6 separate regions of the Mus musculus genome follow, and regions 1, 2, 4, 5 and 6 are each linked to region 3. A link is a loop called in an ENCODE intact Hi-C map of the cell type or tissue named here. Cell type or tissue: left cerebral cortex. All regions are shown on one strand. Region 1 has its middle 23 kb from the start of Gm32137. Region 2 has its middle 25 kb from the start of Gm13985. Region 3 holds the start of Thbs1 (thrombospondin 1). Region 4 has its middle 100 kb from the start of Gm32137. Region 5 has its middle 15 kb from the start of Gm32137. Region 6 overlaps Gm13986 (predicted gene 13986).

What was found. Hi-C counts contacts between places; a loop is a spot of excess contacts. Peaks named below come from ENCODE experiments on the same cell type or tissue, not always from the same donor. Only the 100,000 strongest peaks of a DNase experiment are listed, where the experiment ranks them.
Region 1: it touches region 3 in a loop (4-fold over the local background); 8 of 42 quality-filtered maps call a loop at or near these places.
Region 2: a loop joins it to region 3, with 3 times the contacts of the local background. A loop is called at or near these places in 23 of 42 quality-filtered maps.
Region 4: it touches region 3 in a loop (9-fold over the local background); 29 of 42 quality-filtered maps call a loop at or near these places.
Region 5: it touches region 3 in a loop (8-fold over the local background); 8 of 42 quality-filtered maps call a loop at or near these places.
Region 6: it touches region 3 in a loop (2.9-fold over the local background); 8 of 42 quality-filtered maps call a loop at or near these places.

Annotation. Positions count from the first base shown.
Region 1 is chr2:117,460,348-117,465,347 of GRCm38, forward strand. No RefSeq gene overlaps it. Among named protein-coding and RNA genes, the nearest start is that of Gm32137, 23 kb to the left of the region's middle. In left cerebral cortex, no CTCF peak of the experiment used is centred here; no DNase peak of the experiment used is centred here.
Region 2 is chr2:117,784,928-117,789,927 of GRCm38, forward strand. No RefSeq gene overlaps it. Among named protein-coding and RNA genes, the nearest start is that of Gm13985, 25 kb to the right of the region's middle. In left cerebral cortex, a CTCF peak has its summit at 2,578 (motif pointing right); no DNase peak of the experiment used is centred here.
Region 3 is chr2:118,108,355-118,113,354 of GRCm38, forward strand. Thbs1 (thrombospondin 1) reads left to right here and starts at 3,522. Exons shown (of 22, transcript NM_011580.4): 1 at 3,522-3,721; 2 at 4,261-4,355; 3 at 4,616-5,000. The coding sequence starts at 4,289. Gm13986 (predicted gene 13986) reads right to left here and starts at 2,848. Exons shown (of 10, transcript NR_126479.1): 1 at 2,343-2,848. In left cerebral cortex, a CTCF peak has its summit at 2,888 (motif pointing left); DNase peaks (open chromatin) are centred at 2,411, 2,869, 3,349 and 3,552; H3K4me3 peaks cover 1,758 bases; H3K27ac peaks cover 208 bases.
Region 4 is chr2:117,539,159-117,544,158 of GRCm38, forward strand. No RefSeq gene overlaps it. Among named protein-coding and RNA genes, the nearest start is that of Gm32137, 100 kb to the left of the region's middle. In left cerebral cortex, CTCF peaks have their summits at 2,524 (motif pointing right) and 4,557 (motif pointing right); a DNase peak (open chromatin) is centred at 2,524.
Region 5 is chr2:117,452,172-117,457,171 of GRCm38, forward strand. No RefSeq gene overlaps it. Among named protein-coding and RNA genes, the nearest start is that of Gm32137, 15 kb to the left of the region's middle. In left cerebral cortex, a CTCF peak has its summit at 3,042 (motif pointing right); a DNase peak (open chromatin) is centred at 3,057.
Region 6 is chr2:117,911,302-117,916,301 of GRCm38, forward strand. The region is part of intron 8 of Gm13986 (predicted gene 13986); the gene reads right to left. Among named protein-coding and RNA genes, the nearest start is that of 4930412B13Rik, 92 kb to the left of the region's middle. In left cerebral cortex, a CTCF peak has its summit at 2,721 (motif pointing right); a DNase peak (open chromatin) is centred at 2,738.

The DNA of each region.
Region 1 (5,000 bases), 650 kb before region 3:
AACTTTTAATACTATTTTATTTTTATTTGTGTGTGTGTGTGCATGTGTGTGAGCGCACACGCATGCATGTCAGTGCTCACAAAAGTCAGAATCAAATACCCTGGAGCCGGAGTGACAGGTGGTTGTGAGCCATTCACATGGATGCTGGGAACAAAATGCATGCAACTTCTCAGGATCAGTTGGCTCAGGATTGCAAAATTCATCAAAGGCAGGAAGGGGAGTTTCCTGATTCCTCATACCTTCATCATCTCTGCCTACATGTTATTCTCTTTTTCCTGTGATTGCATGTGTGTCCTGCATTCCCATCCTCCTTCTGGAGGTACTTGCTCTACTGACTCTCCTCTCCTTGGATACCTATGTCTTTCTCCATCTTTGCTCCTATTTTTCTTTGCTAAGACACAGAGCATCTCAGATTGTAGATTATATTTGCTCTGAGCTAGACTGCTTGTGGTCCTTGGATGACATTACTTCTGCTATGCCTGTGTCTATAATGGTTTGGAGGAAAGTGTCCTACTGGATCTTCCAAGTCTAGCCAACAGCAATAGTTGTGCTGAGAACATCTTCGAAGGTAAACTCTGGATGATACAGGTCTCAAGTCACAACAGCAACTCTCAATCACTCTGGAAGTGTTCATGAATGGCTTCCAACTGTTCCATCATCTCAGTACCAAGTGCCAGTAACTCTAGAAGAATAAAATCTGACAGAATCCCAACTTACCTCTTTAACCAATCAATCTTCATTCTGCTTGACTTCTGGAATGGAAGAGAAAGCTGAGAAGTTACATCATTTAATAAGGCATGAGTATAATCCACAGTTGGTCTGGGTGCCTTTTAAGCCAATGTACTTCTGTAAGTGTGTTATTTGGGTTTTGAGGGAGAGGTGTAGAGAAGAGAATTACATCATGGACTTACTTGGAAAAAGCCTTCACATTTTATTTAATAATGAGCCAGACTGTGAGGTCCCCAGATAAGCTGCTCATGGATATTAGAGTTATTTTGATTGACATAGAACCAGACATAAAACTGATGTAGGAATATCATAGTATAGATAAGTCAGTATGTACTGACTTAACCTGATTTAATAATTGAATCTAGAAACCTAACTCCATCATATAACCTGGCTATTCAGATACTTACCCAGTTATTGCACCCTGCCTCTGATCACTTACCACATTCCTCTGCCTGGTTTTGGTTCTCTCTTCTTGTTTTCTGGCTCACCCCTTTCTTCACTCCGTGTCCCTTACTCACTCACCAGAATCCATATCTCTTTTCTTAACCAAAATTCCCCTTTCCTATGGTATGGCTTCATGCCAGAAATAATAAAGATGGTGGAAAATTTCCTTGTGGTTAGAGGTAAAACCAACAGCGGAGGAAGCCTGTCCTCTACTCCCCTCCCCTGCCCACAACTCAGCCCAGCTATGCACTTTGGCTCAGAGTGGGGACTTCACAACTTGTGGTTAGAGGATCTGAGTGATTCTTGTTCACTTTGCTGCCCTAATGTGGGCTTGGATGCAGCTAACAAGTTTCTGGGGGTCCTAGAGGATGGGGAAAGCACTGGGCAAGCACAGGTCTTCCTTGGACATAGTGGTTGAATACCAAGAAGTGTCCACAAACTGTTTCCTCCAGTGGCTAGCCAGCAAACATGAGGACCCAATGGAACTAAGTTCTACATACCTTATGGGGCAATCTGGCCCTATTAAAATAGTGCTCTGTGGGTGTGGGTTTGTTCATTAGAGAATTTCCAGGACTCCTGAAATGCTTGTGGGTAACCTGGCATTTCCTCAATGACCTGGCTGCAGAGATCCCTAACTAGCTTCAGGGATCTTAGCCTCTGTGCTCGACAAAGGCATCTGTGTGAAAATCAGTCACAGGAAACACATGGAAATTCCGGAGCCTTGAGTTTTCTATTATGTACAAAACTACCAACTGTCAAATCTAGGGTATGGCCAAGAGCTCAAATGTCAATCAAGTAGGGATGAGTCTGCACCTCTTATTATCTCTGGCTCATTTTCAAAACCATCTTTCAGTTCTTTGTCTAGGGGGTGAGACTCCATGTTAGCATGCCTGTTGATATTGTTATTGTCCTGGTCTTGTTTAGGCAGCTGTTTCTAGGACACACATTGTTAAGGTAGACTTTCTAGCTTCCTGGGTCTTGCAGTCTTTCTGCCCAACTCTTTTCCTGATGTTCTCTGAACCTTCAATGCAGGAGTCGTGCTGAAGATATACCTTTTGGGGCTGGACTCCACACCACCCATTGATCACTACAGTGTGGCCAGTTGGTTTTCTGTAATGATCTCTATTTGCTGTAAAGACAAAAATGAAGGGATAAGAGTTGCACTTATTTGTGGGAATAAGGAGATGATCCAAGACGTAGTAAGGAATTAGGCTAATAGTAAAATGATTATAGGAGATTTTTCCTAAGATTCATGGCTTCACTAAACCCAGTAGTTGGCTCAGTTTCAGGTACCAAGCCTGACATCTCTCCTGTTGAGTGGGCTTTAAATTCACTTAGACAGCTGCGGGCTGCCAACGTAAGTGCTATTATTGCTCCTTTATTGATATCTTGCTCTGCAGCTCAGCACTATGGTTCATAGGTGTCACAGCCAGAGAGGACTTTTCATTGCTTCATTCCCTTGGCAACTTGCATAATACGTTCATTCTAGTACTATGGAAGCTAGACTTCAGAAAGAAGGATTTCAGGTTAGCTCCAGCTTAAATCATCCATGTCCTACATGTACAGTGTCTTCAGAGATAAGGATTTACCTTCATCTCTGAGAGGCAACCAAGGGCAAAACTAATGGCCTATATTGTCTTGGAAGTCACTTGAACCACCCCTAGCAACAATTTATGTATGCATTATATATATATATATATATATATATATATATATATGTGTGTGTGTGTGTGTGTGTGTGTGTGTTATATATAATTTTAGATAATTGTAAAATAATATCATCCCCCAGGCTTTATCAAGCAACCTTGGCGTCAATGTGTCTCTCCTTCCTTCCTCTGTATTGTCTTTCCTCCCCTCTCTCCTATTAAACCACCTCTCCATTTTCCCTTTCCTTCTTCGTATCACATGTATTCTGCTATTCCCTTCCCCATGTCACCTACTCACTCATAGTTTCTTGGTTTCTGCAATTATTGCACGTTATATACTCACACCTGAAGATCTGGAGCTAGGAATCACAGAAGAGAACAACATGTGGTGTTTGTCTTTCTGAGTCTGGGTAACCTTATTCAACATACTTTTTCCATCAATTTATCTGCAGAGAGGGAGAATTAGCCTCTCTAATGGGCAAGACCCATAATTGGTTATCCAACACACAGTATTCAACCCTGAAACCATTCTCAAGCAACAAAAATAAACTTAGCATCTTGTATTTACATATTTGTGAACACCCCTCCACACACACACACCAGTTTTCTATTGCTGTATTAAAATAGCATAACGAAGTCAACTTATGAAAGGAAGGGTTTATTGTGGCTTACAGTTCCAGAGGGCTAGATAGATTCCATGATGGTGAAATCAAGGCATGAAGGCAGGAACCACTGAGAGCTTACACCTCAAACCTGCAGGCAGGATGCACAGGGATCTCTCTGCGGACTCTGGGGGCCTTCTGAAACCTCAAATTGACCCAGGTGACACACATCCTCCAACAAGGCCACATATCCTAATCTCTCAAAAACAGCCACCAACAGAGGATAAGTATTCAAATGTCCAAGACTTATGAGGGATATTCACTGAAAACAGAGGGCAAATGATGTAATTATATTTTAATTAAAATGTATGAAATAAAAACCTGACTTTTTTTTTTTTTTTTTTTTTTTTTTTTTACTATTTGTTAGTGTCAACTCCTGGATGCTGAGACCAATTACCATTTTCTTAATTCTCTTTGAAGTTCAGAGGTAATGACTTTCTGGGACTAGTCAGAATTTTCTACTTTCTTTTTTTTTAAATGTGAAATGTAGTACAGAGGTTAATATTCTGAATGGAGACTGAGTTACCCTTTCCCAATTGATGCCGAGCCTATATCCTGTAAGACCCATGGTCTTTATTTTTGGAGGGGGTAATTAGATAAATAAGTTTTGTGTTATCTGTGTTATCTGCAACACAGTACACACGTTGGTCCATGGAGATGTTCTTGAGGGCTAGAAGCTCTCCTACCCTTCAGTGGGATCAACTCATTTGTCACCATGGATCCCGCCATTGTGGCGCTTTGGATTTGCTTCAGTGATGGCTGCCACAGATGTATTTGATTTATCAAGTAGTGAAGAAACATGATGAGTAAGAGAGTTCCCTCCCCTCTAAAGTGTACAGTCATCATGGAGCAAGAGGTGAGCAAAAGCTGTGCAGGAAGGGGTGGGAGGTAGCTGTGGACCAAGGTGGGATAAGACCAAGCTGGCAGACAAATGATGCCGCTGGGGTCCAGCTCCCCTTTTATAACAGTCAAGGATCAAAGTATAATGATTGTCAGAAGTCGAAGAAAGGGCTAGGTTTTACTTGGTAAACAAGGTCATATTTTGGTTGATAAAATTTACCATAATGAGCTACAAATATAGTGGAATTTCTGATAATAAAGCCACTACTCATCTCAAAAAAAGTGAGTTCTTCAGATACTATATCATGGGCGTTGCCTCCAGCGCCTGGACAGTATTGACAGTATTGGTCGGTCAGGGCTGTGCCAGGCCCATTCCCATCCAGGACACTAGGCAGTGAAAAATTCTGATGACGCAATTGACCCGCTCAGTGTCCTTTAATTACGAATTCTTCTAAGAGGTGCTTGGATGACCCTGGTCATCAACTACATCAAATACAGTAGGATACAGTAGGCTTTCCAAAAGTTCAGCATGATGTCCAGCATCTTATTTAAGGGCTCCAACTATGGGCAAGTCAGCTCTAATGTAATTAGCTTTGGGTGGGCTTTCTATGGCTCAGCAGGAAAAGAGACTGGTCTATTTCTTATAGACAACATTTATGCCCTAGGACTCTGCACACAC
Region 2 (5,000 bases), 320 kb before region 3:
GTATCATGGGATGATCACCAGTAACCGCAGCAGCAGTGGAATGGATCAACCTGAGCTTAGAGTGTTACAGAGGGCGGAGCTGGAGAAGTGGTGCCAGTCTTTTGGAGAAGCCCAGAAGATCATTTGTAGATTCCCAGACATTAAAACAAGAAGCTGTAACACTGAAGTTGCCTTGGAGACCCCATGACATTTGAAATGCCAAAGCCATGGTCTATCTCCTGAGGAAAGCTACTAACAGGGAGTGGAACCAGCCCAGTTGAAAGAAGTTTGTTATAGTGAACAAAGATGAAAAAGGAGTTGGAGATCTGAAGAACTCTTTGATATCAGACACAGAGATGCAGAGTTTGGAGTTTGCCCAGTTGGTTTGTTTCCTGTCTTGATTTGGGGATTACAGGTAAGTGATTGAATGAATCTCAGAAGAGACTTTGAACTTTAGACTTTTAACATTGTTGAGATTACTATAGATTATGGGGACTCTAGAAGTTTGACTAAATGTATTTTGTATTATGCTATGTCTAGGTATGGCCCCCATAAACTCATATGTTTGAACAAGTCTATCAGGGCCAGGGAGTGGGATGTGATGGTTTGTATATTCTGGGCCCACGGAGTGGCACTTCAACAGTGGCCCTGTTGGAGTAAGTGTGGCCTTGTTAGAGTAGGTGTGTCACTGTGGGTGTAGGAGTGGGTGTGGCCTTGTTGGAGTAGGTGTGTCACTGTAGGTGTGGGCTTTAAGACTTACCTCACTCATCCTAGCTCCCTGGAAGCCAGTCTTCCACTAGCAATCTTCAGATGAAGATGTAGAACTCTCAGCTTCTCCTGCACCAGGCCAGCCTGCTCTCATCTCCTGCTCCCATCTTGATGATATTGGACTGAACTTCTGAACTAGTAGGTCAGCCCCAATTAAATGTCCTGATAAGAGTTGCCTTTTTCATGGTGTCTGCTCACAGCAGTAAAACCCAAACTAAGATACCCTCACTGAACACTTTCCTCTCCTCCTCTTCTTCTTATCCCTGCCATTAATTGATGTTACTTGCTCACAAGAACTTTTCTCCATATCTCACATACTCACAAGCACCCAGGTTCGGATTTCCTAAATGAGTACCACTTCTGCTTACAACAATATACTCTCTAATGTGTGAAAGCGGAGACCCATTTGCTAAATGTTCTAGTTCCTTCTCTGTTACTGTGATTAAATGCCCTGACCAAAAGCATCCTTGGGAAGGAAAGGACTTACTTGGCTCCTACTTTGAGGTCACAAGTCACAAGTCCATTGTGTAAGAAAATTGGGGTAGAAATTCAAGCAGGAACAAAGTGAGAAAGCATAGAGAAACAAGCTGCTTGCTGGCTTCTCCACAGGCTTGTGCTTAGCTAGATTTCTTACACAGTCCAGGACTTGGAAGTGTACTGTTCACAGTGAGCTGCTGCTCCTGCATCAATTAATCATCAAGACAATCCCCACCGATATTTCTACAGATGCTCTGGTCAAGAAGATTCCTTAATGGAGACAAGTCCAGGCTGTGTCAAGTTTACCGTTAAAGCTAACTAGAACACTGAGTATCCACTACTTGCTGAGTGACTAAGATGATGGAATGGTTTTGTTTTGTTTTATATGAAGATTTATTATAGAACTAAAGGAAATTAAGATTGCAATATATCCAAAGTATTTAAATATTGTTTTTCAAGGGCAGTTTTAACTATCAGAGTTTTTAAATGTCCTCTCTCTAATTATCCTGCCAGGGACTGCTATTCACATTCTAGTACGCAAATATCGCATTACCAGCTAGAAAAAAAAAAGGCTTGCATGTAACCTAATTTGCAATAGAGTACCTTCATTTTATCTAAATGCACATATTTTTCCCTTTAGGATGGTGATTATAGCTGTTGTAGAATTGAGTTTGCCTGATTCTTAAAGTAAAATAGATCTCAAATGTTTTAGTCTCAGGGCTCTTTCATATACTAAAAGATTATTGAAGAATTAAATAGCTTTGGTTTGTGCGGTTAATGTCTGTAGACACCATAACAGTAACAAATGTTAAATTTAAAACATGTCTATCCATTATTTTAAAATAATAAAAGGCATAGTATACATTAACCTAGGTAGCATGTTTTGTGAAAATAGCTGTTGTTTCTAAAACAAAATATAATTAGAAGTCATCTGGGTTCTCATATCAGCTCCTATATTTAACCTACTGTGGTACGATGTTCTGTTGAAACATATAAAGAGAACTCTGCCTCTTGCAGATTTATGTTACAAAAGGAAGGAGTGTTTTAATGCCTCTTCAGATAGTCATGACACTACCTCAGAGCCTGACAAATCTCTGGGTTCTTACTCACAATATGAAGGTACACTGTATCAGCAAACCTCCCCACTCTGTTGATTAAGTTCATTGGCATCTTCTGTCATTGCCTGTGACTTTTACCCTAAGGACTACATGCCTTACTCACCTGGAAAATACACATTTACTGAGCTGGGCAAGTGTTTTGTTTTGTTTTGTTTTGTTTTGTTTTGTTTTGTTTTGTTTTGTTTTGTTTAAATCATTAATATATGCACATGGACGTAGTGACTACAATGACCAGAAGAGGGCATGAGATCTGTGGCATCTGGAGTTACAGGCAGGTAGGAACAGCAGAGGTGCTGGGAAATCCAGTCCTTTTCAAGAACAATATGTGCTCTACCTGCTCCAGCACACAGCTTCCCTTATTTTCATAACTACTTCAAAAAAGTCATGGACATTAAGATTACACTAACATGATCAGAAAACAGCATAAAATATCAAGAAATTGCTAAGCTCTGAGTGGGTGATAGGTATTAAAATTAAAATTTTAAACTTGGCTGGAAAATTCTACCATTGAGTGGTTTTCATCCTGTAGTAGGCCTTGTTAATTATGAGGAAAATATGTTTGACATATTCAAATCTAAATAACTATAATTAGTTACATAATTTCAGTAAAAATAAGTGATGATTCATTTTAAAATGTCTAATGTAGTTTGGAACTCAAGTGAAACTGTACATTTTTAAACAACCATCATCCTTCAATATATAGGGATATATATCAGAATTTAATAAAATTCATGGTTCTTCCCATTTTATCTGGGTATCCTTGAGTGATTACAGTACAAATTTTACAATGAGTCTATGATGGTGAGGAAAATGGTGTTTAATGGTATAATTTTATACTAGTGTCTTGCTTTCTGTTCAAAACATACTTTGTCTATGGTATAGTTAGTAATGACATCAATAGAGGCAAAAGGAAAATAATGTGTGCTATAAAATATGCTAAGAACACATGAAGGGCTCAGAAGAATCTTGGGGTGCCCAGTGTCTGAGCATCTCAGAAATGCTGATCTATTGAAATTGGAATAGCAGAATTTGATGCATACAGCCTAATCTAACTCATAATTTTATTTCTTTGTTTCCATTACCTCGGGAGCAGTGTATGGCCACTTAGTACAATGAAATGCTTACAAGTCATTTTTCCCAAAGCAGGTTGACTACTCAGTGTGGTCTCTTGCATCTCTGAAAAGACAGAAGTCATTTATAACATGTGTTTGGTCATTGTCAATGGAGGGGGAATAGATCTCCACTCATTAATTTAAATAGTAACTCTTTAGTCACGATGCCTTTTTATCTGGGCACTTATTTCATGGTATATCTTGCTTCTAAGAGAGTACAAATATCCCTAAGGGTTCACATTTGCCAAGGTCACAGGCAAAGAAGTCAGATCTCGGCTTTTCAGAGGAATTTCCTGGCCCCTGCTGAAAGCTACAGTGAGAAGTCTACTGATTCATCCCAATCATTTTTGAATTTGCCAACAAGCAGAGGCAGGAGTAAAGCATGCCAAAGGCCATTTAAGGATGGCTTTGCCAACAGGGCAGGTATACACCATGCAAGCTCATGTTCCTCCAACTCCTGTTGGAACAAGATCTTGACATTCCACAAGGATGGGTTCTCAGAGTTATGACCATTGTATGAGTACAAAAGGGTTATTTAATTTACCCATTATTAGGAAGAAAGTGTGAAAGAAAACACAGTTTTCTGTGTTACTGGCACAGCCAGAATGACCTCCTTTGGTCCTGTATCCCAACAAGCAATTATGTGGTCCTGGTACAAATTAGACAAGTGCTAGTCCTTAGTTAATTTCACAAAGGTTTTTCATGTGCCGCATGTTTAAAGTTGGAGATGTGCAGACGCAGACGTGGATTCATGTTAGGACCCTGCAGACTTCACCCACCTCTCAGTGTAGTTGTAACCCTCTGAACTACTTGACTGTAATAGACTTGTTCCAGAAAGGCAAATTACTCAGTCAAAGCATGGGCATCTTGAGCCTATAGAAAAGTCCCTTCAATTGCTCTGGCACAGACTTCATGGTTACACCTTGTCTGTATATGTGTCTGCAGAGCCTTGGTTTCCCTGTGTGTGCCTCAGGCTTCAACTCCATGGACATGGCTGCCAAGTCCTGGATTGTGTGTGCCTGTTATAGCACCAAATCTGTGCCAGAACCAGGAAATATATTTAGTGGACATCATCAGAATCTGCAGAGGTTCACAACCATCTCTTTTTACTTTCTCCACCAGAGCTGTCTCTCTTAATTTCCAAAATGGAAACACATCTTTCATCTCCTCCCACCCTCCACATTTCACGGTCTCTATATGCCATCACATGACATAACAAATAACTAAAATTACTTCATTGGTAAATATATTGATCAGAGTCTTTGTCTATGTGGGATGTCTCATTTTGCTTAATTATTCAATACTATAATCAAGGGCAGTCATGAGTCCTGTTGGCTGGAGAGGTTCGTGGGGCAGGCTTCCCTTCCAGGTTGTTCAGAACGTCTTGCCAAGCTGGGGTTACACAACCATTAGAGTCCAGGGTCTCACTTCAGGCAAGTCTGGCCATCTGTCTTCTCTGGATTCCCCTTAGTTCATCCCTCCCTGGCCAAGCTTGCTGGGTGGGCCTTATTTGTCTTCAAAGAAGCACTAAGTCCAGGTCCATTGA
Region 3 (5,000 bases):
GACCCATGTAATACAAAGGTCAGATGGAATCCTAACACTGAGAGGCAGAGATAAGAAGAAGAAAGGGGATTACCGGCTCATCAGGCTAGCTGGTCAGTGAGCCCCATGGTTAAAGAAAGACATTGTCTCAAAGACTACGGGAACATATTTGACATTATCCCCCAACCTTGTGTGTGACTCATACACAAAGCCAGGATGTTCCCTGGGATTCCCAATTGCAGACAGAATATCTAACATCTCACTCTACAAAGGAACTAATTGGTACTGTGTTAAATAAAGTCTTACTTCATGGTGACTAGAAATATGAGAGTCCCAATTGCTTCCTGTCTCATGAGCCTGTTTGAGAATTAAATACCACACCCATCTCTAAGGCCAACAGAAGGAGAGTAAAGCAACTTATGTGGGAAGGCTTTTTATATTTAACAAAAAAGTGTTGTATTTAACAGTATAGGTGAAGAGGCTATCAAAGGTTTAATCTATGATCTGCCTTTATTTCTGAGCCCTCCAGAGGTAAAAAGAGAATCTTGCCAAGTATGAGCAGAAGGGACTAGAAGAGTGAAAGTCATTATGGGAAATGGTACCACAGTCCTGAGCAACAGAAAACAAGAGCAAATGAGATTAAACAATAAGCACGTGTCATAAAGACACCAGGAGGCAGTCTGGCCCTTAGGGTTGGTAGGTTTAGTAGCTTGAAACTATCCTCTTTAATATCCAAGATATAGAAGCAGGCTAGAAGCCCACCAACTGTCAAATGGAAAAAGGAAATGAAGAAAATATACACAAAAGAGTTTTATTCAGCCATAAAGAATAATGAAGTTATGACATTTGTGGGAAAATGGATGCAACTAGAGATCATTATGTTAAGTGAGATAAGACAGGCTTAGAAAGACAAATGTCACAGTTTCTCTAGTATGCACAATCTATATTTAAATGGGAGAGGGCACGAAAGTAGGATTTATGACAGAGGACCATGAGGCCTAACAGGAAGGGTGGATGGAAGACAAGTGAAAATAATAGACATAAGGTATAGAAGCAGGAGGGGATCCATGCTTGCACTCACTGAGGAGACACACACACACAAGAAGGGGGTAGCGTACACACAGGCAAACATATACATGCACACATGCTCATATGCACATACACACACATACACAAACACACACATAAACACATACACATGCACATATACACACACACACATATGAACTCACACAGACAGACTGTATTCTCCCTACTAAAGATAGTAACTCCTGCTTTTTCCCTTGCTTCTCTACAACATCCCAAGAGTGTGCTGAATTTCTGTCATCTGCTCACAGCACATGATGATCGGGACTTTGGGTGGTGGTGATTGGGAATATGGGTGAGACCTCATAGCTGCCTAGGAACCTCATCTCCTGCAAACCAGGACAGCTGGATTGTCATGCTGTGTTTAGGGAAAGACTCTATGTTTGTATTCAACATCTCCTAGGCCACTGCCAGCTTTCAGTACAACAAAGCTCTCCCATAATGCCTTATCTGAAAGGTGTGGAGGAGGTCAAAACTTGTATTGTGTTGTTGAAAGGAGCCAAGTTACAAACTGTCCACACCCCCTCAGTCTGGACAGCACATGGCCCAAAGGGGCAGACCCTGATTGCTCCTGATCCATCAGCAAGGTGTAGCTGGGCCTAGGGAAGTTGGTGGCTTTACACAAGGAGAGAAGCTCTTGTCTGTGGGCCGCTGACATTCACCTCTGTGGTACAAAACTCATGAGGAAAGAGGGTCTCAAGACCAGCCCTCCCAGGGCAGTCCCAAAGGTTCCTGCAGGAAGAATTAGTGCTGAGCAGGATATTTAAAGCAATCGCCTTCCACAAAGCAAAGAGGACCTGCGGAAGGAACTGGAAGCGAAGAGCAAGCCTGCCTGATGATCCCGAATCTTCAGATTCAGTGGCTGAGTCAGGGCCTGTGACTTCAAGGGCAGGAATCTAACTTGACTAATCAACCAGTAGAAACTTTTACTGCTGGCTCTGAGTATCTGAAGTCTAATAAACAAACACATCTTGGGAACGTACTTATCTACAAGAGGCACTGGCTGTGTAGCTGTGTACCCGGAGTAACTAGGAAACACTCTGTAAGCCCCTCCTTGCGTGTACGCACACATACCACGCACACTCACACACCTTGTCACCGAACACTCCCTCCCACACAAGGAAAGTGAAATTGCTGTGTGATGAGCATAAAGTCCTGGGTGTTTCCAAGGTTTGGGAGTCCAGCCAGGTGTAACTGATAAGGGGAGGGAGCCCCAGCTGTCCCTCAGCCGGCCCCGCCCTGATTCTGCCAAGATCCTTATTTGGTGATGCTTTTACCTGGATCCCTGGACTCAGAGCCAAGCCTGCTCACGCAGGGCCACAGCTGGAGAAGCATCGCCGCCGCTGACGTCCCTTCCCAAAGAGATGAATGGAATTCCAGGCAGCTGGAGTCATCTTGGCTCCGGACCGATGGCATTGAGACCAGACTTCAGAGACAAAGGATCAGGCAGCAGTCTACTGATGGAAAAGTGTATACCCACAGAAATGTAAACCACACCTCGGTTTTGGGAGCCGAAAAAATGAAAAAAAAACTGTTTAGGGAGAAAGATGGGAAATAAAATAATAGGTAGAGAGTAATTTATAACTCTACGGGTCCGTTCTGTAAATAGTGTAAGATCCTGGAGCCAGATGGTTCAGCAAATTCTCCTATCGGGAGTCACGTTAAGAAACACGAGTGGGCACAAAATTGTTTTTCAAGACACAATTTCAATTTTGCCTTGAGGGAGCGGGATATAAATTCGCTTCCTTAAAATGCCGCTAAAAACTCTCCGAAAGGATCCCCTAAATCAGAATACATATACCGCCCCCAAGCGGCCATCTGAGGAAGCAAAGTAGAACTGGGGAAAAAACTCTCGACTTGGACAGTGAGTCGGAAGGCGACCTCCGTGCACGGTCCTGCTGGCCCTGTGCAACACCGTGCTGACACCCTTAGTGAGTCAGACGGAAGGCAGGCGTGCGGGACAGGAGTGAAGCGCAAAGTATAGATGACATGGGATCCCCCACCCACCAGGATTGACTCAGGAGGCAGCTTCCTTTAAGGGGTCCAACCTTTTGCCCTCTTTTATTTTTAAACCAGACTGTCTCGATCCCCAAGCGTCTCTGTCATGGAATTATTCAAGGAGATGTGCTTTAATGAAAGCCTCCCTAAAGGGTCTTAGGTGGTCCCCAAAGAAGCATCGCGTCTGGGGACTCTCATGCAGAACGTCTCCAGTTCACATGGCGCAAGATCCTAAGCGCTAAAGGCTGAGTACGCCAAGGCTGCGTGGGCGGAGACCTATTTTTCTGACAAGTTCCAGGGCTCCTGTGCGGGATCGGAGTCTCCCCCTTCACTTTCAGCCCGAGAGCTGTGCGCCAAGCAGCAGGGGGCGGAGAAATGAACCCGTCCGTCCCCGTCCCCCGCCCCCGCCCCCGAGAACCCTCCCCCCTCCCTGCTTCCTGCCTCTTTAAAAGGTCCTGGGCTCCTCAGTCAAGCCAGCCACTGCCTGGAGTCAGCCAGCCTCATCGGACTTCTGCAGGCAATCGCGAAGCTGCTATCCAGTTCTGCCACGGTCTCTCCCGGCGCACCGGCAGTCTCAGCGTCTTCACCGGACTCAGCGTCCTTGTCCTTCACTTCACCTTTGCCACCTCTCCGGGTTACTGAGCCCCGGTGCACACAGGTAAACCTCCCGCCTCTGCGGAGCACCTGGCCGGCCACCTCAAAGCCCCAGGCTGCAGATGATCAGCGCTACTCCTCATCTCCTACTCTTCCCCTTCTGGTTTTCCTAACTCCTTTATCCTGCCCCGTCTATCCCCTGGAAAGAACTTTCCGGAGCTGGTTCTCTTCAGCCTTCGGGTTCACAAACTATACCTCCAAGACACCCCAAGATTTTCTCCCCAGTAGTCTCCAGGTTACCCCTGACTGTCGCCATCCAAAATACATTCTGTAATCTTGTCTAAAGGGGCGGGGGGGAGGGGACGGACCCAAGTCACTTTATACCCTTTATCCTGGAACTCCAACAATCCCCCTGCCTCTGGCGCTCTTTTTATACTGGATACCGTTTGGAAAGTAAACCCTTCTTTTTCAGCACATATGGGGCAAAAGAAGAAACACACACACACACACACACACACACACACACACACACACACACACACCTCTGCCCTTCCACCTTGCTTCCTGGTCTCTGACTCTGGCCTCCTGTGCTTCTTGCTACAGGCTCCGTGTTGGGCACAAAGGCTCCACCATGGAGCTCCTGCGGGGACTAGGTGTCCTGTTCCTGTTGCATATGTGTGGAAGCAACCGCATTCCAGGTGAGTTTGTGATATATTCATTTTCCTCCCCCTTCTCCTCTCTCTCTCTCTCTCTCTCTCTCTCTCTCTCTCTCTCTCTCTCTCTCGATAGCTCCTGTGTTTCCTTGGAGTCCTTATCTCCTGATAAGGATGCAGCTTCCCTCGCTCAGCTTTCCATAATTGCCATTATTGTCACGAGTTCCCACCTTGGCTCCTCACAGCCAGAACTTTACCCCCTTATACCTAGCCTAGAAAGCCGATTGTCTTCTCTCTCCTTACAGAGTCTGGGGGAGATAACGGTGTGTTTGACATCTTTGAACTCATTGGAGGTGCACGAAGGGGCCCCGGTCGCCGACTGGTGAAGGGCCAAGATCTATCCAGCCCCGCCTTCCGCATTGAGAATGCCAACCTGATCCCCGCTGTGCCGGATGACAAGTTCCAAGACCTACTGGACGCTGTGTGGGCCGACAAAGGCTTCATCTTCCTGGCTTCCTTGAGGCAGATGAAGAAGACCCGGGGCACACTCCTGGCTGTGGAACGGAAAGACAACACTGGCCAGATCTTCAGTGTGGTCTCCAACGGCAAAGCTGGCACCCTGGACCTGAGCCTGAGCCTGCCAGGGAAGCAACAAGTGGTGTCAGTGGAGGAAGCTCTCCTGGCCACTGG
Region 4 (5,000 bases), 570 kb before region 3:
GAATCTGCTCCAGCTGGTTGTAAAACTCGTTTAAATCACAGAATGTGAAAAAAGAATGTTCAGTATTTAAAAAAAACAAAAAAGAGGAGCGTGTTCCACATTCCTGCAGGCCGTCTCTCATTCCCAAGGCCTTTTCTTTCTCTCAGTGGCATTTTAAAGACTTTTCTGTTGTTGGAATCCGGTTGAAATTATCAATATGTTTTTGATTCCCTGTCTTGAAAGCACACAGAAATGGCCAATTTAAATGAAAGCTGTCACCCCCTGTAGAGTCTCTTCCCCAGCTGCCATCACCCCCACCCTGCTTACATCTTCTTAAGTCACTGGGATGGCTAGGCTTGAGGCCTGGGAGTGGAAAGGATTCTCCCCAGGAGAAGCTTGCTTCTGTGACTGCTAATTAGCTGCAGGCGGCCAAGGTTCAGAGGGTTCAGGACTACAAATGCAGACATTTCTCTTGCGTTTTATAGTGCCATAATTGTAAGACCTCAAAGGTAATTTGTTATAAGGCTCTATGGATCTGGATGGCCTAAGTTCCCTTTCCTTCAGTACAAGAAATGTCAAAGTAGAATGGTTGTCAAGTTCACTCACCAGAAGGCATAAGAAATCCAAAGCCTTAATTTCCTTTTCTACACAGTAGGCTTTATAGCACCTAACTTTACAGGATTGTCATAAGACTTAATTAAAATCGGACACAGGCTTCAGTGAGGACCAGAGAGGGAAAGGCTTGCCCATATTGACAGATTCAATCAAGCGAGCGAGGCCAGTGTGGTGATCAAATGCACAGAGGACAGAGAGTGTTGGCTGAAGCATATGCTGGGTGCCCACCTGTAGCGCATGTTTTCCTCTGTAATTTCTGATCCATCATTTTCTCTTTGTCTTTAAAAGCATCTCCTGGAAGAGAGGCAGTTTGGCAAGAAGGAAAGCAGGCCTGCTTCTTCTCTCTTCCTTTCGCCTTCTCCTTTTTGGAAACACATAACTCAAAGCAGGTTGACTACATAGCAGATCCAGTTTGTTTTAAACTCTAGTTTCAGAAGCAAATTCTTTCAGTGAATCTAAATTGAGTCCACAAAAATGGCCGGGATGGCTTGTGGACTGGGATATAAGCTCTAAGATGTGACCCCTGTCTCGTTAAAGTTGAGAATATTGAAGCCACGGTGATGGGTAACTTGTCCAGGATCTCACTGCCTCATGACCTACCTTTATTGACAAAGTGTCAGGAAAAGAAGCCAGGAATGACTAGTCAGCTGGCACTGGTCTTCTGATGGGTTGGGCAAGGAAAGGCGTGGGGTCAGGTTAGTGTCACACAGGCTGCCCAGAGGTAGAGAGAAACAGTGACAGCCAAGCTCTAGCTTACAGCAGTGACTCCAAACTAAGACCCAACACTGGATGGACAGCAAGTGACACTGAGAGCAGCTGGTATGCAAGGTGATAAAATCAAATAGGAGTTCCATGAAATGAACAGAGCACCTGGATCCTTGAATGGCTCCCCTTGTAGGAGATGTCTTCACAATCCATCCCATCCACTTTTCCCTGTCTGCCCATGACTCACTCAATGCAACCACATCCAGCACTTTTTATCCACACCCATGGTCTCGGGTGTTCATCAGACTTTTTGACTCTCTTCAGAAGCCCGTGTCCCTTCCTAGCCCCCTTCTTTTCAGTCCAACAGAATTCTACGTATTCTTCAAAGAGCTCTTCAGTCTCACTGCTGCCTCAGAGCCTTCCGTGTACCCTTGCTGGAAGCATTCTTTCCCTTCCCTGGCCTTTCGTAGCCCCATGGCTGCTCCTGTCTCCCAAGCATCAGCATCCTTGTGCATTCTATGCACAGCTATAGTTGCATTGCCTCCTCTCTCTGGCACGGTCATCCTGTCTGCCCTGTGGACCTCGCTTTCGTGTCTCACGCAGGTGCTGAGAAAATAGTTTCCAAGGGAATGATGATCTGAGAGGGGTCCACATGACAATGGCTCCATTGTATTTGCCTTTAGCAAGATTCCTTGATGGGGTGTCATGTTCTCCCAGTATGGAAAGAGACAGAGGTGTTGGAAGTATTTAGGAATGATATATAGAAATGGAGAGTACCTTTTTGAAAATGGGCCAAAGTCAATTTAAAGAAAAAGAAAAACAAAACTGAAGACATTTGTAGAGAAACTAGGCACACTTGTGAACCAGTCTGCAAACATGCAGAGGGCTTTCCCCCAGAGTACTGGAAGTAGTTAGTTTCCATTCCTGATCAAAACACATCAGTAGAAAATTAGCCTAAACAGAAGTATCACTGAGATCACACAGAAGGAAAATATTTCAGAGAGGAGGTGATTCAACACTCAGATGATTTACCAGCGGGAATGTAGACTTTAGCTCTGAATCCAGAAGACTATTAAAGCTCAGACTCCTGAGTGCCAAGGCCAGGTGAGTGACTCCTTCTGGAATGAAAGCCATGCATGAATTTGACAATCTCATCTCTCACACCTCCCTGTGCTGGCTAGGTGTCCTCCTTACATGCCACCAGAAGCCGATCCTACGATTTCCCAGCAGGTGGCGACAATACATAGAAAATTCTGATCACGACAAAGGAGAAAGAAAAGTTTGAAAAGGGCTGCGATTTCTTGAGGATATTAGAGACCCATGCTAGGTCTGTAAAAATCTATTAAGTTCTCCAGAAAACCTGAAAGTCTCTATCAATTTGCCTCACATATTCATCTCCTCTGTTCATTGGAGCTCATTGGAATAAAACAAGACAGTGTGTTTGGCTGTTTGTAAATACAACCTTCCCAACAGGGTATTTGCATTTGCAGAACATAGCCATTTGAAGAACATCTTCTGTGTCTGTGTTCAGAGAAAAGAATGGGAATGCAATTCTTTCAGAGTTACTTTGAAGACCTTATTGGATCTCTCTCTCTCTCTCTCTCTCTCTCTCTCTCTCTTCCCCCCCCCCCCCCGTGTGTGTGTGTGTGTGTGTGTGTGTGCCAATGAGAGATGCTGTCAAAAAAAAAGGGGGATAGGAATTGTTAAGGATGTCCTAAGGATGTTGTTTCTTAAAGACTGTCTCCTAAGTTCAGTAAGTATTGCACACACATTCATGTGCACCCACCAACACGTGTGCACCCCCACCTAAACAAGCACATATATTCTCACACACATAAAAATAACACCTTATTAGTAAAAACAGAGGCAGAATAATGTAAAAGAACAGTGACTCCTCTAAAGATGCACACATATTTAGAGGTCGGCGAGCCTGTGTGTTCTCTAGCTTCCTTCTGAGGAAGACTGCTGCTGCAGGATGCTAGGACCATCAAGTGTCCCTGTGAGTCATTCAAGGGAGCTGGCTCTGCTGACATGCAACAGGCCAACAGGCCAGAGCCTTGTGACTCAGCCCGGAGGCAGCCTCTGGATGAGGATGCATGAGGGTAGCCCATGCCTATCAAGTAATAACCAGGAAGGATGCTGTATATTATGTACCAACAACAGATTCCCTCTCAGGGATACTTCCCATTGAGATCCCCGCAGTGGCCCACTGGACAGTTGCTGCAGCACCATTAAGAGATAAGCTCTGCTTTTTAACCCATTCATGAGTTTTGTTTGTTTTGCTTTTGTTTTCTGGGCCCCGGAGTACTCTGGGCCGCTGAGGTTTACTTCTTTTTCTTGCTTCCCTAGTTAACATTTAGATCCTTGTATTCCTTGGATGGTGCAGGATCATGCCTCCTAAGTGATTTATCAGTGCATATAATATGCATCTTCTCCCCTGCTCTCAGGTGGCTGCATCCGTGGGACTTGCATCTGTGATGTATGGACAGGATGTGACCAACACAGGCTCTTCAGTGGAAAGAAAACTGCTCACTTTCCACAGAGAGGTGGAGAGACTTTCCATTAGCCTTTCTGTCTATCTAGAGTTTTTTTCTCCATTTCCCATGTGCTTCATGACCTCTAGGTTGTTTTGCTTGTTTAGTTGGTTGCGTTTACAAGTCAGTCCTAAGGTCCATTCTATCATGACATCCTTTGGATTAGGATCATAACAACGTGAAATTTTATTATGTGCCTGCAGTAAAGATTTCCCACTAGGTCCCACCAATGAAAACCTGTAGTACAGTTCCCAGTATGAGAAGTGGTTGTCTTTCTGTAAAAAAGATAAAGGATTTAAAACTCTGTGGTTGAATCAAGATAGAGGTGGGACGATGGAAGGCAGCCAGGGGTGGATATCCTCACTGGAGTGCTGGCTCTGAAAGCGCATGCTTTCTTTGGGATTATTTCAGTTGTCAAGCGCAGCAGGCTTGACATCAATACACAGCGGGCCATGGATTATGGCTGTCTCTAATGACCATGTCACAGTGTGTTTGTTGTTCTGGATGTTAATATATAGAGCAAATGACAGCTCTTTAATTGAAGGTTGGAAGTGCCCCTTGCTAAGGCGCCTGGGTGACACATCCTTAACCACTGAAGTGAAACCCAAGACACTTGCTGGCTACGAAATGATACCCTGGAAGTCCTCTTCCTATTTGTGTATGTGCTTGGGAGGGAACATGAGCCCAGCAGCGGGCCTGCACCTCACTGGCAGCTCTTGATTTTTACCAGAGGGTGGCATCATTGGGGAACTAGCAAGGGTATATCAGTTCCATAGGAAATCCCAGCTAACCAGAGCTTTAGTGGAACATGGAACATGGCAACACAGGGTGTTTGAGGCCAGAAGAAAGGGATCAGGTCTTGTACTTTCTTTACAAAAAGTTGAATTGTCTTTTCAAGGTTCTGGAGGTCAGAGGGACAAAGTGGGTTACCCTGGAGTAAAATCAAGCATTCATTCTGGGTGGTCTGGTGGGAGTATATTTCTTCTATTTTTCTAGTTTCTAGAAGCTTCTTATGTTCTGTGACTTGGGAACCCTTTTCATCTGTTCTCTGTTTTCTATCGACTGGTTTTCTTGTTTCATTCTCTCAACTTTGGAAATCTCTGTGATTGTATTGGCTCTTTAATCTCTTCATACCCAAATCATCTGATAAGCCATCTTAATTCTATC
Region 5 (5,000 bases), 660 kb before region 3:
CCATAGTCCTTTTCTCCAGAAGGATTAGCACCACAAGGAGGCAGTCACATAAAATGTATGGGGTACAAAAAACCCAAGTAAGCAGTCAAATGATATTATAATGTGATAGTTACTAACAAAACAAAACAAAACAAAACAGTGCAAAATCCCATGATAGATAAAAACAAACATTTTTGACAGAAGCTGGGTTCTATGGCACAATCACTTGTTCCCATTGAAGGGGCTCCAATGAAAAATGAATCACTTTATTTTAAATTCTTGCTCTTTGTAAAAAATATGTTTGATCCTTGTTTGGTCTCTTAACCTCTACCACCATCATTCCTATGCCCCCGGCCCCTTCCTCCAGAGAGCAAACGTGCCCCACTGTTACCTAGGCACGACCCCAGGCGGGATACTCTAACTGTATTGTCATCTATAAAACACTGAAGTTTTACCTTTATTTGTTACACAGCAATACATTGAACTGTACAGTAGAAAGTCAACCCAAAGGAAATTCTTGTCCTTCTCAGGTGCTGGGAAGGTGTTTGTTGACCTCAGTGCTAATTACAAAGTAATGTTGACTCTGTGAAAACCCTTCACCTGTAGAAGACTGTAGATCTGAAACATACATTATTATATTTGAATTAACAATTAGAATAGTCAGAACATGTTCCTTACCAATTTTGTAAAGACAACTTAGCTAGGAAATAACACAAAAAATGTAAAAAATTGTACAAATACCAGGAACTGAAATAAAGTTCTAAGGCAAATTATGTTTGAATAAAGTCAGAAAAATCTGTAAAATTTTTTAGTTTGGACTCTTCAATTGGTTTTGAGAAAACATGCTGTGTGTGTGTGGTGTGTGTGTGTGTGTGTGTGTGTGTGTGTGTGTGTGTGTGTGTGTGTGTATGTGTGTGTGTGTGTGTGTGTGTGTGTGTGTGTGTATGTGTATCATGATTTTTAAATTCTGTTAGAAGATAAAGTTCCAGCATAAGTATATTTTCTAGTTGGGCACAGTGGCACGGGTTTGTAATCCAGCCACTTGGGAGGTAGAGGTCAAAGGATCACAATTTCAAGGCCTGGCTGGCCTATAAAATAAATTCAAACCTCAGTTACAAATGAGTTCAAGGTCAAATGGACAAGTTATAGAGACTCTGTTTCAAGATAAAAACTAGAAGATGTTGGGATGTAGTTCAGTGGTTGACTGCTGAACTGTATATAGTATTCATGAAGCCCTGATCACTAACATTAAATAAAAGTCCAAGTATTAAAACAAAGACAATAAAATAAAACAAAAACTTGGTGAAGTTTGTTTAGGTTGGAATTTTGATAAATCCACTCCCATACCTGGCTTTACATCAGTGTACTTCAGTGAAAAAATATTGTAATCAATTTTCAACTGTACACACCCAATGAGAAGAGAGCCTCATCCTGGCTGCCTGCAGAAGACAGTCTCCTCCTGCTTGTCTTCGCATCAAGATGTAGAACTTTTGGTTCCTCCAGCACCATGTCTACCTGCCATGATGATAATGGACTGAACCTTTGAAACTGTAAACCAGCCCCAATTAAATGTTTGCTTTTATAAGAGATGCTTTGGTCATGGTTTCTCTTCACAGGAATGGAGACCCTAAATAAAACAACTTCTGAATTCTGAATGAGGTGAAAGGGAGAAAGACTGTTCCTAAGTAACAGCACTCATGATGTCTTCCTCCATTTTCTGAAGAGAAACTTTAATTTGCTTTTCAAGCAAACATCAAGCATTAACATTGCCTTCCATCTACCAAGGCCAGATGTTCTACCTGGTCCAGGTGCTTCCTCCTCATTCACCTGGCCTTGGTAGAAGCCTTCCCACAGTGTGTGAGGGCCAGCTTTGGTGCCAGGTGAGCATCAACCACAGGTGCCTATGAATCTTTGTGACCCCACAGCGAGGCACTTGAATATAAAATATGATCTATTCACAGATAAGGGCAGAGATACATAGAGATTCTGAATCGATTTTCTGAAGTCACACAGCTAGAAACCAGATGTAGATGGAGCTGATGTAGAACCCAGTCATCAAGCTGGGGAGCCTATGCTCTTAATCACCAACTTGCTTTCAACTCACCCAGGAGCTCAGAGTTTCAAGGAGCTCAAAAGAATCCTCTTTAAAATAAAGGTTCACATGTCCAAAGAGCTGTTTCTCCACAATGGATAAGTATTGATATCCAAATTTATCTGTTTTATACACACCTGCATATAAATTTAAAATAAGCAAACTAATATTGAAACCAAATGACTTAGCATTGTCTTTTACAGCAGGTTCTCTGACTCTCTGCCTTATTTCACATGACCATGTTTCCATGCTATTACATAGCAAACTGGTGCTGCATTCCTCAGGCAGGAACAGAACCAGAGAGCCACTGGGGCCAGCTTATTTGTGTGCTCTCAGTTTATTTAAAAAACCATTTGTGTGCATGTATGTGCATGTGTGCATGTGTGTGTGTGTGCCTGTGTGCTCACTCGCAGCATTATGGAGTGGGATTTGGAATGGTTGGAATCAATCCCCATAGAATATCTAAAATAATTTTATGCAAGCATCACAATGGGGCTTAATTACCTGTCCCCATTAGTCAGTTCTACAGCACATGCTGTTACCAAAGTTAATCAGCCATCCTGGTTGCCATTTTTATACAACTCTGTTCATGTCCCCCATAGTCTATTATTTTCATAGTTTTAAAAGCTCACTCTGTTTTTATCCTTCTACTGCTCTAGTCAAAGCTTCTTTTACATATTATTGCAGAGGTTTTTTTTGTTTTTGTCTTGGTTGTTTTTTCATTTTAAATCCTTCAGATTCTTCCTAGTGTTTAGATGTTATTGTGCTGTAGTTTGAATATTAAGCACCAATTACATCTTGAGGGCTTCCCAAAGTACACATCATACTTTCATTTTTTAGGTTTAATATGTGGAAGTCTCTTCCGACTTGATGTGCACTTTAAAGACATTGGAAGTGTCCCTCCTGAGACCCTCCGCTTTCCCTGCTGTGCAGAGAACACTCTTGTTTCATACATGAACCTGACCAGAAGATGGTGGTGTACACCAACTTTTCTCTCAACACAGCAGGACAGGCCCTTTTCAGAGAACCTGGATCATGTACCTTTAGATCTACCAGGCTGTTGAAAACATCTGTTAATTTTATAAATCAAATTTGGTTTATCTGAATGTTACACACTGTTTAGAATTTACCCATTATTAACAAATGTCTTTAGTTGCATTTTAAAGATTAATTCCAATAACTGCTTAAAACAGGCCATTTTTAAACAGTAGAATTAATTGACTATCGCATTTTTTTTCAAATGAAATTCTTAAAGTAAAAATTAACATCTAACTATGGCTGAAAGATAATGAAGTGCTGACTTTGAATTCTGCCCTGAAGTCATGGGCTCTGAGCCTCACAGCGAGCCTGAGCTTTGCAGACTAAATATGTGCTATGCATTCCTGTTCCCAGAATTCCTGGGCTTTCTTCCTGCTCCAAAACCAACATACAGTGACTGTATACAAATGGGCTTTTAGAAATGCATATATTTTACATCATGTTTATATTCAATAATTTAAATGTCAGGAAAACATTTCTTTCTATAAAAATTAACATAAATAAAATATTTGGTGCCATGAATCATGGGGTTTGTCCACACCCTTTGTGACTGCTCAGGCAGTTGGCTCCCTTTCTGGGGCATCTTGAGAGGAAGCTAACAGACTGTCTGTCTCTCGTATGTATTTGTAAGGTCTTCTAGCATTTGTATTTAAAGTATGCCCTTTTGGAATATATTTTCTTTTCTCATTTGCATGTAAATAATGTGAGCATGACCTTGTAAATTTCCCACAGGCTGTTTTTAGAAATAGAGTGTTGCTATGCTGGGCAGGGAGTGAGGGGCTTTGCGCCAGTCTTAAGCACATCTAAGCCAATTAACTCGGTTGGCTTGAGTGTGGTTGTAAGACACCCAAGGTCAAAGTGACAAAAGCTTTCAAGTTTGAAGAGAACAAGAGCTTGTGGATTCCAGACACCAGAAGGAAAGTGTTCCAAGACAGACATTGGTTGTACCCACATGGATAGTCATGGTGACATAGAAAATTATGAGATGGGGCGTAGTGTCTTTCAGTTTGCTAGCGAAGCCCTCAGAGAGGTCGTTCTCAACAGCATGGCCATCTGTGTTTACAGAGCTAGCAGACTTCCTAAGGACAAAGTGTTCTGCATGACTACTTGCGTCTGTACAGGATTCCTGTGCCTCATATAGAGAACTCCCTCCCTCTCTCTCTTCCCCCAATTTTTCATCATTATAGATAATATTGAAAATGACACTGAGATGGCCGGATGCCTTTGCTCCCTGGTGTGATGAGGGAAAGCCTCCGCACGGCATGCACGAGTCCCCATGGAGGCCCCCACAGGCTGTAGTGCTTTCCGGAAGACTATAGAACCTTTTCATCAACTCTGCCTGATTTCTATTGGGCTTCCCTGAGATCCAGATGTGTACTTGAGATTTATAGTTGTTTACTGGGGAAAGAAAGTTTCATATAAAACAGGAAAAGAATTTTTCATATAAAGAATAAATATTTGTGCTGGAGATGGAGAAGCAAACGCCTTGGCTGGACCCAGTTTCTGCGGCTGCCTGAATGTCTGGTACATAATAATGACTCCTATTCATGACCTAACGGTCAGGCCGGGCTCTCTACAGCGTGCTGAAAGGCATCATTTTGATTTTCACAAAACCTTGCAAAATAGACACTGTAGTTATCCGCGTCAGTGAGGATGAAGAAACAGCTTCACCTCCATCTATTTTCCACCCAAACTGGATTGCATATTTGTAATTTTGTGAGTGAGTACTGGGCCTCGGGTGTGGTGTTCAAGCATTCATCTATGCTTTCCTTCAGAAGGCTGCAGTTACACTGGAGTTGGGCCTCCCAGGGCCAGTGTTGTTCTATAGCAGCTGTACCTGTGGGGACAGCTCTTCTTGAGCTGTGAACCTACCTTTCCTCTGCTGTCATTG
Region 6 (5,000 bases), 200 kb before region 3:
TGTGTCTGTGTACACATCAAGGGATTTGACCTAAGGCAATGAATAAGAGAATGAAGAAAAATCAAACATTCAAACACGCAGAAATATCTGTGAATCAGGCAGATGGACCGGGCACTTTGCTGGAGAAACCACAGCACCCAGGATGCCTGATGTGGTTACACAGACTTGAACAACGAGACTGGGTAATCACATACAGCTAAACAAGACTCTTAATATCCACACATGGGCCACAAGGGAATGCTTGGCCATTACCCTCTGGGTCTGAGGCTAGGATCTCCCATGGTCATGTCAGCAATAACAATATGCATTCACTAAGGACCTTACACACTCAGAGCCTTCTATACATCAACAATGTTATATCTGACACAAATCCACTTAAGGAAGATTTTAATATTGTCAAAATCCAGCCTGGAACCAGCGATTTAATATCAAAGATATATGTTAACCAAAACATTTATGTCAGTTTTGTTTGTTTGATGAATTTGGAGTTAGGGTAGGCTCAGAGACAAAGGGGTCAAGCAACTTAATTTGAGCACCTAAATTTAAGTCTCAAGGGTGTAGGGCAGAAAAAGAAGGATATACCTAATATGTGCTAGATAACAGACACAGTGAAGGTCAATGACCAGTTTAAATCTTTGGGTCCTAACTGAGGTATATTGATTCCTCAAAGTGATGTACTTTTGCTAAGTAGCTTCATAGGCATTAGTAGCCTTGAAGGCCATTAAAGATAGACTTCTTTTTCTCGTTGAGTTTGGACACTACTTTTTCCTGTTTTCCTGGTAAAACTAAAAAGAAAAATAGCACAACCATTTCTAGCATTTCTTTAGTCAGCCTGTCAAATGAAAGGAATACCTTCAACCTTCTGGTCTGCTTTGAAGATTAAAACATTATATATTTTGGTCTCTTCCCATAAAAGTTAATCCATTTGGGCCTGTAAATCACCTGGTTTCTTCCTTCTTTCTTTTCCTCTTCCAGATACTGACCAAAACCTAAGCATTCTTTGACACTTTGTGCTCTCTCACCTTTGCCTCCCCTTCTGCCATACTTGCCAACCTCCATTACTGAACATGTTTGCTTTCTTGGACCATGACTCAAAGGGCATGGCTTTCTATACCACATCTCCCCTTTCTTGACTGCTTCTGAGAGTACAGCCTGCCTACCTTTTCCTCCTCTAAATTTCCCTCTTTCTCTTTTGAGAGAACCCCAATTTCTCTGGTAATATTTTTACCTCATCTTCCAAGAATTCAGCTCTATTAAGTACTAAAACTTCTGTGTAGAATTATCTCGATTTGTAAATTCTGGTATACTTGGAATCCAAGAGAATACTAAATCCAAAGGTTGTAACAGATACTCATCACACACTTACTTTATCCCAAGCATTTGTGTATAAGATTCACACTGGTAATACCATTATAGGGCCATTGTTATGGGCTAATTTTACAAGTAAAAAAAAAAAACAAAAAAACAAAAAAAACAAAAACAAAAACAAAAGAGAGCTTCCAAAGATGGTTGAGTCAACCAAGTGTGGCTATCAAGCAAAGAGACAAATGATCAGGGCAGCCTGAGCCCTTAGCCTCCTGTGCCTGGGCCCAGTGCTCTAGACTCCACCTACCTGCGGGCTGAGGCACAGCTGCAATGCGATCCCTGACAGCTGTGATGATTTGTGTCCCTCATTCAAATATGTATGAACACTGAGAAGGAACAAACACATCATTATGTTAAGTGCATGTCTGCTAAGATGCAATGATTCACCATTTTAGTAGTTTCATTGCCACAAATCATACATTATATAACTATTCTAAGCTGATCAACCCCAAACCTATTACTGTCAGAAAGTTCTTGTGTTTCCTCAGTAAAACACATTTTCCTCATTCACTCAGAGGTTGGATTTAACATCTGTACTTATTGGGGAAAAAGAAAGAAGACAAACAAAACAAAACAAAACAAAACAAAACAAAACAAAATAAAACACCTCTGCAAACTGCCCTTAAATCTCTTAAGAATATAGCCACACAAAAGAGCAGCCCTACAAAGAGGTTCAGGACAGTGCTGGAAAACCACTGACCATGTCTTAGTTAGGGTTTCTACTTTTGTGACAAAACACCACGACAAAAAACAAGTTGGAGAGGAAAGGGTTTGTTTAGCTTACACTTCCATATTGTTGTTCATCATTGAAGGAAGTTGGGACAGAAATTCAAACAGGGCAGGAACCTGGAGGCCAGAACTGATGCAGAGGCCATGGAGTAGTGCTGCTTCCTAGGTTATTCTGCATGGCTTGTTCAGCCTGCTTTCTGATTTAACCCCGGGCCACCAGCCCAGGGGTGGTACCACCTACAGTGAGCTGGACCCTCCCGCATCAATTATCAATCAAGAAAATGCACTAAAGGCCAATCTGATGGAAATACTTTGTCTGTTGACTTTCCCTTTTCCAAAATGACTTTAGCTTGTGTTTATGTTTGCCTCAAGAGAATGTATTTCATCAACAAGAGGATCAGTATTTCTGTCCGCTTCTATTGAAAACTGAAGGGAGGGACAGTGAGCCAGGATTCTTCTTACTCTCCTTCCCACACACTTGCACACCCTCCAGGTTTTCAGTAACCATACTCCAGGATCCCCAGAACTGTAGCAACAATCAATCTGGAATCAAATGGCATGTACAAAGTTCTTCAATCACACGCACTAGCCCACCATGCTGATCACTGTGAGACCAGACCCACTGCTGGGCAGTAGGGGGCACTATGCTCTCAACCCTGTAACCCTGCCAGTAACTATACCCACTGGAAAGAGGAAGTATCAATTGTTCAGTCCTTGGAGTCTTCTTTTCTTCATATAGTCTGGCCTAGTCCACATCTATTGCTGCAACTGCTTCCCCGCTAGGTTTCGTTTTACTTACGTAAACCAAAGCTTTTTAAAAGCCAGCACCCATTATTGAAACTGAGGTAGACTGCTCAGCAAATTCAATATTATTTTAAAACAATAGTATCCAAAACCAGAACTTAGGGAGAAATTCCAGATCTACAGTTTTAATTGGTCAAAAAACCTATCATCCCATGTTATTGCATTAACTCTTCTTGGAAGACAAGAACAAACATCCATTCACACCAGACAGAACATGAACAACAGACCAAACTGGCCATTCCACAAAGTCCAACTTGGTGAGCCAATGATTTCACTGGGCTTACTGATGGAGCATGAGTTATGGGTTACTTACCAAATCATGGGTAATCCTTTACCAACAGCTACATTACCATGAAGTCCCACCCCATCATAGATATGGCAACTAGGCCAAGGTAATCTCTATTTCAAACTAGAGGTGGGATAATTAATTATGTTATGCCAAAAGGAGACAAGTCAGATGCCTTAGCTCTTGATCCATTCCTACACACTCAAGCCAGGAGCAAAGCCCTGAACAAGAGAGCCCACATGAGGGTCTGGGTGACACTAAAATCCATCAGATCATTGCTATCAAGTCTCTTTGTCCTGGGTCTAGGTTGTACTTGCTAAGATGAAGGAAAGTGTTCTTATCAAATGCTAAAAGACTTGTACAGACCGATGGCAACCTAATAACTATATAGTGGCAGCCACTTCATTCTTCTCCTGTTGATGCCAGTCTCCCATAGCTCTTAGAATTGATTTAAATTATGTACATATTTACCATATTCAGGTATTACTAAGACAGTGTTCTTCAAAGGCTTCATTATGACAAGAAGAACTAAAGTTAAGAAAACACTTGGACTTTCCCCTAAGTACATAAAGACATAGACATATTCTCAATGGAAAACTCATCAGTAGACTCTATTTCCTATCAAGAAATTCCAGTTATGGAAACAAAGTTATCTTAGTTTTACTGTTGGGATAACCCTACGGGAAGATCAACAAAGCACCACCGGGGGACCTAACCCAGTCCATGCCGAATTCTTATACTTCCAGAGTGCCACAGATGATTTTTATGTTATTAACCATTTGTTAAAATAATGAATTGTTGAGATGAGACTCTATCTACCCTTTTCTAAGTTACTTTACACTGTGTACTGAATAAGTCAATATACACTTGTGCCTTGCCATGAGAAACTCCATTTTACAAGTGTCATCTGACTCCATTTGTAAGATGAAGGCTGACTCTGTGCCTGGGTGGTCGTATGAGGTGCATCATATGTCCAACTCCATCCATGCAGCAAAGACTGACCAATGACTTTTCCTGAGAGGAGAAAGGGTGCCACCCTATATATTTGTCAGGGTGACTTGGGTCTGTACACATGGGTATATAAAAACGCACCGGGAAAAGCAGGCCCAAGAACAGGTTAGACAGAGCAGACCTAAGAAAGGATGGAGGCTCCTCATGTGAACCCCACAAAGAGGAAGATGCAAGTCACTGTGCTGGTGATGACTCTACTGACCTGTCACATGGTCCAAGGACCCATGGGTAGAGAACTCTTAACTCTTCCAGAAACTTCAGCTCTGCTCAGCCCTTGCCATTGACACTTCTGACTAGTCCCCATATGCTCATCATCTGGTTTATTGGTCTGAACATGCCGCCCATCCATCTCCCTGTTCAGTTGTGTGGGTGCACTTCTGCTCTTCCCTTCATTTCACTCCTACAGCCCAATTCTGTCCTTGCAGCCTAACTCTGAAACCAGCAGCCAACAGTTGCATCAGCTACCCTAGCTCCTTCTGGGACCAGATCAGATTCCTTATCTTATTAATACAGACTCTATTTGCATTTCTATCGGCCTCCCTATTCTTCAGGACCTTTAAAACCTCTTAAACTCTGTCATGGACTTTTAATCCTTTATAGTCATTCTGAAACCTATACAAATACTTATGTAGACACAGAATTACTGTGTAATGTGTAATGTATAATCTGAAAGTTAATATTAGTAATCAAGATTGGAATTAAAAGAACCCATTGTTTGCCTCAGCCTGGGTTATTGAGCAAAGTGGAAGTATCTAGTGTGTCTTTCAACTACTGTCTTTAAAACCATTATACCTTGTGTATTAAT